Linked DNA regions of Homo sapiens: regions 1 and 2 are each linked to region 3. Evidence: chromatin contacts called from ENCODE Hi-C or POLR2A ChIA-PET data. All regions are on one chromosome and are shown on one strand. The core of a region is the stretch at or near the end of the contact, and the rest is flanking DNA. Distances in the headings are between cores, read along the strand shown.

The links. Hi-C counts contacts between places; a loop is a spot of excess contacts on that map. ChIA-PET counts read pairs that join two places held with the same protein, here RNA polymerase II (POLR2A). Pooled maps may share reads with other maps.
Region 1: a loop to region 3 is called in a map of CD4-positive, alpha-beta T cell, with 6 times the contacts of the local background. The contact joins the promoter of PIGV here to the promoter of STMN1 in region 3. A Hi-C loop is called at or near these places in 1 of 168 maps with a recorded cell type or tissue (CD4-positive, alpha-beta T cell) and 5 of 50 pooled maps. POLR2A ChIA-PET finds 5 or more read pairs at or near these places in 1 of 52 experiments (A549).
Region 2: a pooled map shows a loop between it and region 3 (9-fold over the local background). The contact joins the promoter of TMEM50A here to the promoter of STMN1 in region 3. A Hi-C loop is called at or near these places in 2 of 37 single-sample maps with no recorded cell type and 9 of 50 pooled maps. POLR2A ChIA-PET finds 5 or more read pairs at or near these places in 2 of 52 experiments (HEK293 and MCF 10A).

What each region holds. Positions count from the first base shown.
Region 1 is chr1:26,786,010-26,790,302 of GRCh38, reverse strand. PIGV (phosphatidylinositol glycan anchor biosynthesis class V) reads right to left here and starts at 2,353. Exons shown (of 4, transcript NM_017837.4): 1 at 2,035-2,353. RefSeq lists enhancers at 777-906, 1,714-1,913, 1,601-2,427, 2,474-2,913, 3,434-3,583 and a silencer at 2,214-2,423.
Region 2 is chr1:25,336,358-25,340,270 of GRCh38, reverse strand. TMEM50A (transmembrane protein 50A) reads right to left here and starts at 1,937. Exons shown (of 7, transcript NM_014313.4): 1 at 1,815-1,937. It also overlaps a transcript of RSRP1 not described here. RefSeq lists silencers at 1,988-2,107, 3,099-3,393.
Region 3 is chr1:25,904,124-25,908,124 of GRCh38, reverse strand. STMN1 (stathmin 1) reads left to right here and starts at 1,706. Exons shown (of 5, transcript NM_005563.4): 1 at 1,706-1,736; 2 at 3,387-3,461. The coding sequence starts at 3,449. MIR3917 (microRNA 3917) reads left to right here and starts at 1,671; the gene lies at 1,671-1,763. LOC105376885 (a long non-coding RNA gene) reads right to left here and starts at 1,575. Exons shown (of 2, transcript XR_947102.1): 1 at 1,479-1,575; 2 at 1-1,089. RefSeq lists silencers at 1,464-1,773, 1,794-1,883, 2,274-2,693, 2,473-2,767.

The sequences.
Region 1 (4,293 bases), core at 1,104-3,603, 880 kb before region 3:
GCTATTATTTGGCGTGTGCCCTTTTCCTCTTGCCCAGAATAATAAACTAGGTCCCAAACCAGAGTCCCCAAAGTGGGGCATAAAACCATACTAGAAGACCATAATGACTCCACACTCTAGCTTAGCTCTCTGATGTGTGTTCAGCTGGTCTGTTAAATTAAGTGGGGAAGGAAAAGAAAACCACCACTCAGCAGGACCTCAGCCAGCTCACACTGCTGAAACAAACTGAGGGTGAAGACAGAGTAGACTACCAGGGATGGAGAAAACTGTTATTTGCCATCTCTTTGTTGGGATGGTAGCAACGTATAAACAATCGCAAAGCCACTCCGAGGCAGGGAATGCACCTTAAGGCATCTTTTATAATTCCTTGAGCTAAAAGGAGTCATAAAGGCTCCTCAAGAACTTTCAAACACCAGCCTGGGAAATTTGAAAGGAAAGCAAAAGCATCAGAGGCAGCTCATCAATTTGGGATGAAGAACTATGCCTAAAAGGAAAAAAAAAATTTGAACTGAGAAATTTAAGGAGGACGGCTGGAAGACTCTTTTTCTTCTCTTATCTGGCGAATACCTAAAAAACCTGTATCACTTGTTTCTGGAATTCTCTGATCCTCACTAGACAGTGTGCTATGCCCTCATTACATTCTGCCCTATTGCCGTTATTGCTATTGCTTATTTAAGTTGCTAAGGGCAGGGGCTTTACATCACAACTATATCCCAGGGCCTAGAACACAAATAGGCATCTTAAACCTGTGTTCTGAATGAATGGAAGTGGTAGGGACAGGATACAGCATCAGCAGTTCACTGACTCTAGATATGAAATCAGTGCCCCAAGTATTCTTCCCATCATATCTCATGTCAAGAGCAAGACGACAAAGTCACAGAAGCCACAGGAAAATAAAATTTCCCCAGAAAGGGAGCCAAGTTGGCCAATGGCAACAGTACTCTTTCCTTGGCACAAGGGGGCGCCTGCTGCTTACTCCATCGCCAGGAGGCCTGGAGGAAGGGAGGGGCCCCCAATTCCACACCGGTTGGCTCACGAAAATTCGGTTCAAAGGCAAGCTTCTGAAAGCCCCAGACAGTAACGATAGTTTGTGAATCTAAACGTTTCCAACGTATGACTCGCTGAATCGAGAGAAATCACGGAAATGGGCATACTCAACCTCACGCGGCTACTCCTTCCCTATCCTAGGGCGAATTCACTCTTTTTTCCTCTTCCTTGGCTTCCCACGCGCATGCAGAAGAGAAGCTGGGATCAGAAAAGCACCTAACCCACCTCTGCCACTTGACCATGCTTGCATTCTTCCTTTCCTCTCTCGAGTCAAGCTCTAGCCTCAGCGACTACAGATGTGTGTAGCCCACACTTTGCTTACAGGTAAACCAAGTAAAAACAAAGCTAGTCAATTCTCCCTCTCAGCTAATTGCCCACCTCACTTCCCAACAACCCCTTTGCCAAATCACAGACTCTTAACTGGCAGGACACTTACAGATCAACTAGTTTCACTCTTCAAAAATTTTCCCGTGAGATAAATAGGCTCCAGAGATCTCATCAGACACTGTGAGGCTAGTATAATTACCATCGCCATTTTATGGATATGGAAACTGAGGCTCACTGGGGTCAAGTGACGTACCCAGGGCTACTTAAAGAGGCTGTCATGTTTTCTGCTTCTTAAACCTCACGGTACCAGCCCGCATCCCTCGCCAAAGGGTACGCGCCCTTTCCGAGCCAGGATTATGACCCAGGTCACCCAAACGCCTAGCCCAGTACTTCCATGCCGCAGCCTGCCCTTGCTAGGTATGCTTAGGGTAGTTGGGCCCTATCTGAGAATCTGGGACATCCTGTTGAACGGCAGCTCTGGACCCTCTGGGTAAGACTAACACCCCCTGCGCAGGCTGGAGAAGTCGCTCTGACCCAGGGTCCTCAGAGCCAAAGGCCTCGTGGGGGCTGCCTTCTGTCAGCCCAGCCGTGTCCGCAACCCGTTTCTGGCCGGCTCCTTTTGGACACAGTCCCTTCTGGGTACTAATCATCCACGCTCACCCCAGAGGGGCCACGGCCCAAGGACCACTCCCGAGGGAGCCTGCAGAGCCCCACCAGGCCACAGGGCCGGAAGCAGACGAGGGCGGGAGGCTGGAAAGGAAGAGGCGGCGCCCGAGGCTGCTATGGCGGAGGGGCGGGGCTCCCCGCTTCTCCGGGCGTCTGTCTCATTTCTACCGGCTTCCATTTGACAGCTTCCCTCCCGCCAGAACTCCAGGGCTCCCAAGCTGGCGCGGGGTCCTCAGCCCCTGCCCGTCCCGACCTCCCCGGCGGGGACCGAACCTCAGCTCCTCCATCCGGGGCCCACGCGGCCCGCGCCTGCGCGCTGGCTCCGCCGACGGCGTCCCCGCCCCGCTCCTGCCCGGACTTGGAGCAGCCCCGCCTCCCTGCGCGGCGGCCATGTTGACTCCGGGCGAGCGGGATGGGGGTCGCCGCTCGGCGCCTCGCCTCGTAGCACCTTCCCACCTTGGTGACACCTGAAGAGTTCTCTCGCACTTCGCTCTCCTTCAAGGCCCCCCGCCACCCCGCCTTCAAATAGTGAGCGGAGGCTGCTGTCTCAGAGTCAGTGCTCTTGCCCCAGCTCCCGCTGACGTTCACTGAGTTCCCGGTGTGGGCCGAGGCTCTTGTAGTCGGAGGCTGACCCGCAGCCTCTTCACAGAAACCAGAGCCGCGCTCTTCCTGCTGTCAGGCAACAACAGCTCAGCACAGGGCCTGACACACAATAGATGTCCTCTGAATAGCCAAAGAAAAACATTCTTGGGGTTTCTGTGGCCGGCAGCGGCACCCTGCGTCCTGGGTGTGAAGAAAGTGGGGGATCCCCCTGATTTTCCCCTCCTCTATCTACCAGAGACCTTCTGTCCTACTTTAGTCCTCAGCCCCACCTCAGGTGGCTAATGAGGATGGTGAAGAAAACCTCAGAGAACACCCTCCAGGGCTCCTTTCACCTCCCTCACCCAAGCAGTTTCTCTCATAGGAAGTGGGGCCAAAAAAAGAAGAAAAAAAAAGAGGCGAACTCAACAAAACCGTCTATTGGGGGGAGCGGCCAGTTTGTACCCTTGTAACGGAAACTGTTAGAACAACTTTGCACCCTCCTTAAAGGAAACAGATGATAAATCCTTCTCCGTTGGTGGATTTCTTGTTTCTCAGGATTCCAAAGCCTTATGTGGTTTCAGTTATCTGCCCTCCAAACGAAGCCAGGGGCCGGGTTAGCCTCTGGCCACAGCCTGGCTCAGGGAGGGGTTTATCTTCTGCAACGGCTACTCATGTGGGTGGGAACAAAGAGATGGTTGCTACCTCTCCAGGCGAAGACCAGCCCACATCAGTCTGTGGGGGCCTGGGACTGTATCTCTTGACTCTGTAACTCATTTCAGGCCCTGAGACCTAAATTGCCTTCAGATATCTGTTGTGTGCAAGGTGGAGAAAAGGCAAATCATATTTAGTCGTTGTGTGTTGGAGAAGGGGGAAAAAATGGAGTTTCATGGCCCTTCCCCCAGGTTTTTCAGTGCCACGCACTTGTTCTCAGCTCCAGAGGCCTGTGAGTAACGTGGCAAAGCCTGGGGACACACTTGTGACTGGGGCCTAAGGCTGTGACTTGAATCTCTAGAAGTCCACCATGAGGCTCCAAGCAGCACTCTCTCTGCAAAGACAAAACTGAGAAATGAACTGTCCTTGCTCTGTAAATTCACAAGGGGAAAAAAGACATGCATTCTCAGGGTTCCCTCTGTCCACATCAAATTCTCTCAAAAATCTATTTGTAAAAAGGCCAGGGGTCTCTCAAGACAAGTCAGAATGTTTTTTAAAAGCTCAGCTGTCACCCTGTAGAGGTAGAACTTTATCCAGATTTTCAGCTGTACTTTCCTGCAATTTCTCTTTTCCTTCTCTGCTACCCAACCCCCTCCTCTTCCGCTCTGTTTCCTGTTTCATTTTCTGACTTCTGCTCTGACAGGAAAACAAGGAAGCTGAATCTTGTGCTCTCAAAGCCCTGACTCCCTGGTTTCAGATTGGAAGAAGGCTAGGTGGGATAGGAGGGGATTCTGGGACTCCAAGGCTTTGAGTAGTGACGGAGGCAGCCTCTCAGTGTTCTTGTAGAGTCTGCAGCTAAGATGGAGCCTGCATCTACCCAGGGAGCCAGCTGAGCTACCAGAACTGTGGAAAGCAAGTGAGAAAGAGCCATATCCCAGGCTCCAGAAAGACTCCACACTTCCCAGCCATTTCCATTAAGAAGCACATATCCCACATCACCAAGAAACAATATCACATACA
Region 2 (3,913 bases), core at 688-3,187, 570 kb after region 3:
TTTAGTATCTTTTTTAATGTAAAAAATGGTTTGGGGGCCGGGCGTGGTGGTTCATGCCCGTAATCCTACCAATTTGGGAGGCTGAGGTGGGTGGGTCACCTGAGGTCAGGAGTTTGAGACCAGCCTGGCCAACATGGCAAACCCCATCTCTACTAAAAATACAAAAATTAGCCGGGGGTGGTGGCGCATGTCTGTAATCGCAGCTACTTGGGAGGCTGAGGCAGGAGAATCGCTTGAACCTGGGAGTCGAAAGTTGCAGTGAGCCGAGATCGTGCCACTGCACTCCAGCCTGGGCGACAGAGCAAGACTCTGTCTCAAAAATAATAATAAATAAATAGAAATAAATGGTTTGGATATATTTAAGCAGTATTAACAAAGGTGGGTCTCCAAATATTGAAAAAATTTTAACTACTGGTTGACCTCCTCCTGAAAATCTGTCACATCCTATTATTTCTAAGTAGGTATTAAATTAGTTTAGGTGGTACTTTTAATACCAAGTATATGATTACTAATCCACAGGAGCTCTTTTGTATCATTTTGATTCCAAACTTATTAAATGAATTTGATATTTACAGTCCAGGAGCACTAACATTAGTAGAGAGACAAGTGATAAACTTTGGCTCTGAGTGGAATTACAGATTCAAATGAAAAATATTTCTCTAATTTACATATTTTATCACAGAACGTGTGTTTCTTCACACCTAAATCAAGAAATTAAACACTGCACTGCAGTTCTTACCTCTACCCACATCATTTCCTTTCACTTCATTCATTATTTTTCTTTCTGCAAGCCTGCCTTTTGGTGTCATTTCTATATAAAGAACATCCACTTTAATATCCCTATCTCTGATCCTAACGGGTGTTTCCAGCCAAAAGCAAGCACAGAATCGTGGTTAATAGTAATTCAGATTACAAAAATCCAACTGCTATTTAAATATAGCCGACCCAAGCTGTCTTTACAAATTATATAAAACATTCCTGTAAGCCGAGCAGTAGAGACCTGAGATACAGCCATGTTATCTCTATTTCAGAGTATGAAAAAGCCTGAAATACATATAACTTGCGAATAACAACACCCAAACTCCTACAGCGAACTTGACTTCCTTAAGATACTTTGTAGCCAGCAATTATGGTTGTCCAAAAATATGACACCCTACAATAGAGCAACGTCTCCCATTTTTAACTTCTCTTTTAAAAATTAAATATTAAAATATATGATTACAGCCAATGCTAAGATGCCTTTGGGACAAGTTCAATTTAGGAAATTCACTCATTTGATTCTTCCCCGGGAAGAACTGCAATTCAATAAGTGTTATTTTCGGTTCATCCCAATGGCCCCACCCCGAATCCATTTTTCTTTGCACGACGACTGGTACGCTCAAGCCAGACCCCGCCCTCCAAACTCTGGGACTTTTAGGTCTCGAGGGACGCCGCTGGAAGATGGGGGAGCCACCTTTAGCCGGGGCACCCCTCGCTGAGGGAGCTGGCCGGGTCACGCTCCTTTCTCGGGGCTTCGGCTTGTCCAGCTGTGAAGTGGGGGATCGGGGGATTTTCCAGGGATCCTGGGGTGTCCCGGGGGAGGGCGCGGTCCCCTCTCCGTCTTGGCGGGGTCTGGACGCCGTCGCCTTCTCCTGGCGCCGCCGGACCCAGGAGAGGAGAGGTCCGCGGCGGCTCAGCCCGGGTCTGCGGCTTCCGGGAGGGTGGCGGCAACGAGCCTGTGCTGTGGGCACCAGCCCGTCAGACGGCCCCGGCTCCGAGGCCTCTCCAGCCTGCGGCCGCTACTCTCTTACCCCCACTCCCCGCCCGACACTTACGTCCAGCCCCGTCGTGCAGTGGTTCCGGAGCCCGGTGTCGCGCCGCGCCGGCCCGCCTCACTCCCCCGATTTTAGCCAAGAAAACAAAACGGCCACAGCCTCCAGACACCCGGATGCAGCAGTACCATCCACCCGGCTCAGTCGCGCATGCGGACACGGGGCGGAGGGCGGGGCGCCGGGTCCGGAGGGAGCCACGCCCACCACAACAACGCGTCTGCGCATGCCCGGGCGCTGGGTTCAGGGGCTTTCCGCCGCTCTGGGTTCACAGCTGGACGTCGGGAGTGCTAGTTTGGAGTACGCCATTTGAGAGTAGGCGTGAGAAGTTGCTCTGTGTGCTGAGCGTTCTAAAGGAAGGCGTCCGTTGGCCTTCGTACCCGTCTTGAGTGAGGTGACGAGTGTTTTCTAGTACTGGGGTCGGCCGCGCAGCCCTCTCAGGGGTGGGTGGCAGGAAGAGTGCCGGGTCCCGCGTGGTGCAAAAGGTGGGTTCAGGTTTGCGGCCACACAGCGCTACTCAGGACTTTTTAGTCTTGTTTATTTTCTCCGTGCCTGTTCCCGCCCCCCGCAGCTCCACCTCTGGGAGAGGGGCGGGTTCAGCTCCAGGAGGCGGGGACTTCCCGGCTTGGCGTGGCTGGGGTGTCCCGTGGACCCCAGTCTCGGCGCGGTGACCCACTTATGGGACTTGGCCTTTCTTTGTTGTTTGTTTAAGGCAGGGTTTCTCAGCCTGGGCACTACTGAGGTTTTGGGCCGGCTAATTCTGTCTGGGTTGGGGAGGGTGCTGTCCCGTGCTTCGCAGGTTGTGTAGCTGCATCCCCCGCCTCTACCCAGTGGATGCAAGTAGCAGCCCCAGTGAACCAAAAATGCCCCCAGACTTTGCCAAATATCCCCTCCCGGGGAAGATCGCCTCGCTTGAGAACCACTGTTGGAGGAGAGCCTGGGTTTTCGGGAGGTAACCGTTTACAAAGGGGAGAACGGTAAGAAGCCGGAAGCAACGATGACTTAGCTACGTGAAAGACTTGCGGCCGGGCTCGCCCCTCTTCTAGAAGCCGTCAGTTTGGGTCTCGCGTCTGGAATCACCGTCAAGGAGTCAGATCCAGCCCCGGAGAGGGAGCAGGGTCGAGGTCTCCTTGCAGAAGGCGCCACCGCAGGAAGCACAGGCGCAACGTGCGGTCTCCCTAGCGGAGGCGCTCGCGATCCTGCAGCCGCCGGTCCGGGAGGTGCTCGGTAGCCCTCCTTGGTGCCTGTCCGGTAGCTGGTCACTCTCGGGGGAAGGTCGTGTGCAGAAGGGCACATGCGATCACACAGAGACGGCGTTGCTGCGGCTTTGACCCGATGGTGCACCCGAAAGAACACAGAGGGTGAAGGGAGAGATCCAGGAAGTGGTCGCGGAGCAGAACCCCCCTTCACTTCAGTTAAAAAGGTGGGTCAATTGTCGTTAAGAGATACGCACAGGTTCATCTGATTGACATGTACGGCGGCAGTATATGAGTGGGATGGGAACCAAGGTGACTGTTGTTTCCTTTGATGGATGAAACTTTCATCCCTTTGGGTTTTTTTGTTTGTTTTTGGCGGTGCATTAGCCGATTAGTAGATAAAACTGCATGACAATCTATAGCCTGTTTTTAAATGGACACGTTCTTACCACTCAGGAGGTTTATCGTGATTGTTTAATGTCTCAGGGTGGAGGAATCTAGTGCAGGCAGTTCTTAATGAAACCTTTTAAATTCCCGTTAGTGACTTAACATTAGTTTACCAGCTCTGAGCAGCTTTAAACAAACATCCTCTTTTAATAGCTAATGAGTGCGGGAGAAAAGATACTAACTCCTTTCTCTTTGCGTTTTTTGCCCCTACCCTTTTTTCTCTTTTCTGGCCTTAACATGATTGTCAAATATTTATAAATATGAGTGAGCATCTTTATATTACTCTTACTAATAAGATACATGCTTAATTTGTCATTCTTTACCTTTTTGGGACTTAATGAATGTTTGTCTTTTGTAGATAAAATGGAGCTGCTAGAAATAGCAAAAGCCAGCCACCCATATTAACCCCTCCATTTTCCCTATAATTAATGGCTTTCATTATTGTGGTATATTTGTTACAAT
Region 3 (4,001 bases), core at 457-2,956:
GGTAAGGACCTCTTGGGCTTGGGTTCCTTGCTCATTTGTGTTGCCTGCCTATCTGTCGCTTTCCTGAGGGGTCTCATGCCCATCCTTCTCCAACTTTTCTAATGATGTCTGAGATTCTGTTCAGAAAAATGACAGACGGAAGCACCTAGCCATTTTGAAGCTAAGTTTGGTCTGAGAAGAAGCCTTTCAAGGCTCAGTATCTGAATTATTCCTGGTCCTGCTCACAGGCTAAGTGAAAACCACTTCGATTGGCTTGGGGGGGAGGCCGACCCCACACAAGGGCGATTGTTGGAAAAAATGCCGCAACAAGCATATTTCAGGCAACAGCGCATTGCTAATTGTTTGCTTTGTGTAGTGTGCTGCTGCTTGTATGATCCAGTTTTTATTGTCTTGGGCACCCCTTAGTTGTATTTTATCTCTGGCACATCCCTGGTGACTAACTAGGCATGAGAGTCTTTCTAAATTAGGACTGTTGTTTCAGGAAGGTTGGTCACATTTGTTTCTTGATTTGGGGAGATGCAGCTCATTAATAAAATAAAGATATCTCTTCTGCTTAGTCAAGATCTCAAAGCAGGTGTCTTGGTGTATTGACCACCAACCGAGGACACGGTCTTGGTCAGAGAATGGGAGGAGGCGGGGACCATGTTCATTTCATTTATTTTTTTCCCCTTTTTGTGAGAGAAAGGGCCAGTTATTCTAAGGCACGGTCAGACCAATTTCCTTTGTGCCTTTGCTGAGGTTCTGAGCTATCCAGGTCAGGGAGAACAGTGACCTTGTGGCTCCTTTTTCGATTTTTAAAAAGAACCCAGTGCTGCTCTGGGGAGCACGTGCTCTGAGAACAAAAGCAACACTTAACTGCAATCTGTGTAGTCTAGAACGGCTATTGCTCTTCCTCCCCTATCATCCGCAGAAGGCTTGGAAGAACAGATGGAGTCTGCATTTAAGCTGAGTGGCTTTGTTAGACCAAAGGCGATCAAATTCCAGAGCCCCACGCTTTCCCGCACAGGTCCCTGGTCACCGGCTCGGGAACCTGAGGATGCTGGCAAGAACGCACACAGTGAGGGAAGGGCCACGCCCGCGACCTGTGGGCTGAGTGGATTAGAAATTACGATGATGTCACAATATGGGTGACACGCCGGTGTCGGTGTAGGGTGCCGGGGGCAGGGGGCCCTGCAGGGGCGTGGAGTGGCATTGTGCTGTCACAGGGGCTCGGGCGTCTTAGGCACCCATGTGGGTGGCGCACTAGAAGGGGCACTGCTCTGTCCGAGTGCTGCCCTTGGGGCGAGGCGGGCATGTGGCTCTACAAGGTGGAGTCCAGGCGGCCAAAGTTTGGAAAGGTAGGGAAGGACCCCCCCGCCCTCCGCCTGCTCCGCCCTGCCCTTGTTCTCGAGAATGGGGAGCTGGTTCGGACCTAGTCCGGGGTCCACTGCCACGCCCTCTTCCACGGCGAGACCACCCCCCTAGTCCCAGGCCCACACCTGGGGATGCTCCCCAGGCGCCCTGCAACCCCCGGCATTGTCCTCCTGCCCTCCGGGACAGGACTACACTTCCCGAGGTGCTTCGGGGTCCCGGGGGGCGGCGCTCCACGCGGGTTGTGGGGGGCGGGGGCGGCACGTGCCGCCGCTCTCGGCCAATGCGGAGCCCCGCGCGGAGGTCACGTGCCTCTGTTTGGCGCTTTTGTGCGCGCCCGGGTCTGTTGGTGCTCAGAGTGTGGTCAGGCGGCTCGGACTGAGCAGGTGGGTGCGGGGCTCGGAGGAGGCGGCGGCTGGCTGAGGCCAGCAAGAGGGACGCGGTCGGCGGGAGGGGCTGGGCCGTGGCAGCGACCCCCTGCTGCAGGGCGGCGGGCGGGGCTGCGGGCCTCGGAGGGGTTGGTGGGCGGGGGTCGCTCCGCTTTGTGTGTGGCTCGGGCGGAGCCTCGCCTTTGTCCCCGCTCTCCGGGGGCGCGGCTGTTCGTGGGCAGGGGGCTGGGCGATCACCGGGCGTCCGCTCCGGGGTGCCGTCGAGGAGACAATAGGGGGCGTGGGCCCTCGTTTACCTCCCTCCCTCCCTCCCTTCCCTGCGGGCCCCGCCGGGTTCCCCATTGTCTGAAGGGACGGGGCGGTGCCCCAGGGACCAGCGGCTTTAGGACCAAACTGCGGGCAGCCAGGGCCGCGACCCTCCCTGCGACCGTCCCCTGGCGACCGCAGCTGGTGATTGAGGGGCGGCGCTCCCGGGCCCCACGAGGGTTCTTCTGTCTTCGCGGCCGGACGCGCGGACAGCGTGGGTGGCGGCAGGTTGGGCATGGGGACGGCGGGAGGCGGTGGCGAGCTCACCGCGGGACCACCCGGGGGCCTGTTCCCGGGGCCTGCCCCACCCGCTGAACTGTGAAGGGGGTGGTGGCGGCGGCCTGGAGGTGTTTTTGGCGGGAGTTGGGGGGGGCGTCCGCGCAGGGGGAGTCAGGCAGGGGCGGAGTTACCCGGATTGGACCGTTAGCCCCGCCCACCCCTCCCCTTCCCACGCGCGCGGGCTCCGGGGTGTTGAGTTCGGGGAGATTCGAAAAGGCGCGGGGAGGAAGGGGGCGGGGCCAGGGGCCGGAGCGCAAGGCGTGCTCTGATTGGCCGGGGGCGACCGGTCCTCTTTTCCTCGCCCGGACCAGGGCCACGCCCATCCTGGGTCCGGTGCTGCGTCTAATTCTCTGCTTTTCTTAAATCTTGTCGCTGCCTCTGATTTTAATTCCTAGCTTTTGGGAACCTGTCATCCTACGTTTTTGGTACTAGCTGGCGTCTACAAAAGTCATAATGTTAAAAAGATCAACAAGAGATACAGCATTTTTCATGACATAACGGCAGCAAATATAAGTCAAAATCTAGAGGTTCATAAACATTTTGCTTGCTGTTGGGCAAGGAAGCTTAAACCTGAGGGACAATAGGAGTTCAACATTATTGGTTACTATTAGCTTGGGCGTTTTCTTATCCACCACGTCAGACACAGACAAAGCAGGGGTGGGTATTTCATTTGCACAATGAGTTGTAGGCAGTATTAAGATGGCTCCGGGGGCACTGTTGAGTTGAATCTGGAATATCTTCTTACAGTTTCGGTGAAATGTTAAAGAGTTTATGGGGGAAAAATTCTTCACCCTTGTGACTTTGTCTGATTTTAAAAATCCAAGAGTTTTATGACCGAGAAAGCTCAGTTAACTTGATTTTCTGGAACCAATATCATATTCAGGTCATATTTCCCAATGTTTATTTAGTAGATTTTGATAATTTTTTTCGTGGTTAATTTAGACGTCTTTATTCCACGTATTTTTCTGACGATGTATGTAGATGTGATGTGAGATTTTTTTGGGTTGATGACATATAGAAAGGCAAAGAAAGTGATTGCATGTTTTTGAAAATCATTTTCAGGACTTTCCTTATCCCAGTTGATTGTGCAGAATACACTGCCTGTCGCTTGTCTTCTATTCACCATGGCTTCTTCTGGTAGGTAATCTATTTGGAAAATCTGAAATTGTAATGGGCTTATGATTTTAGATTGAGATGGCTCAGGTCTTCGCCTTTGATTTGGCACTTATGTTTTGGTCTTACCAAAACCTATTTTATGAATAGGAGAAGAATTTAAAAATGATTATCACTTGAATGTGCCGAGAGCTCGTAATTGTTTATTGGACAGTTTGGCTTAGTCTGAAGCAAAATTGTGGAGTTTGCACAAGTCTTTTGTTTATGAAAGCGATTGTCAGATACTGATGTCTCAAAACAGTATTTATTAATCCAAAAATGTTGAGCTTTGTTTTTCTGGGAGATGGTTTTTATTTTTTTTGAGACAGGGTCTCACCTTGTTGCCCAGGCTGGAGTGCAGTGGCTTAATTATAGCTCATTGCAGCCTTGACTTCTGGAGCTCAAGTGGGCTCAAGCGATTCTCCCACCTCAGCCTCCATAGCATCTGGGACTATCGACATGGGCCACCACACCCACCTAATCAAAAAAAATTTTTTTTGTAGAGATGGGCTTTCCCTTTGTTGC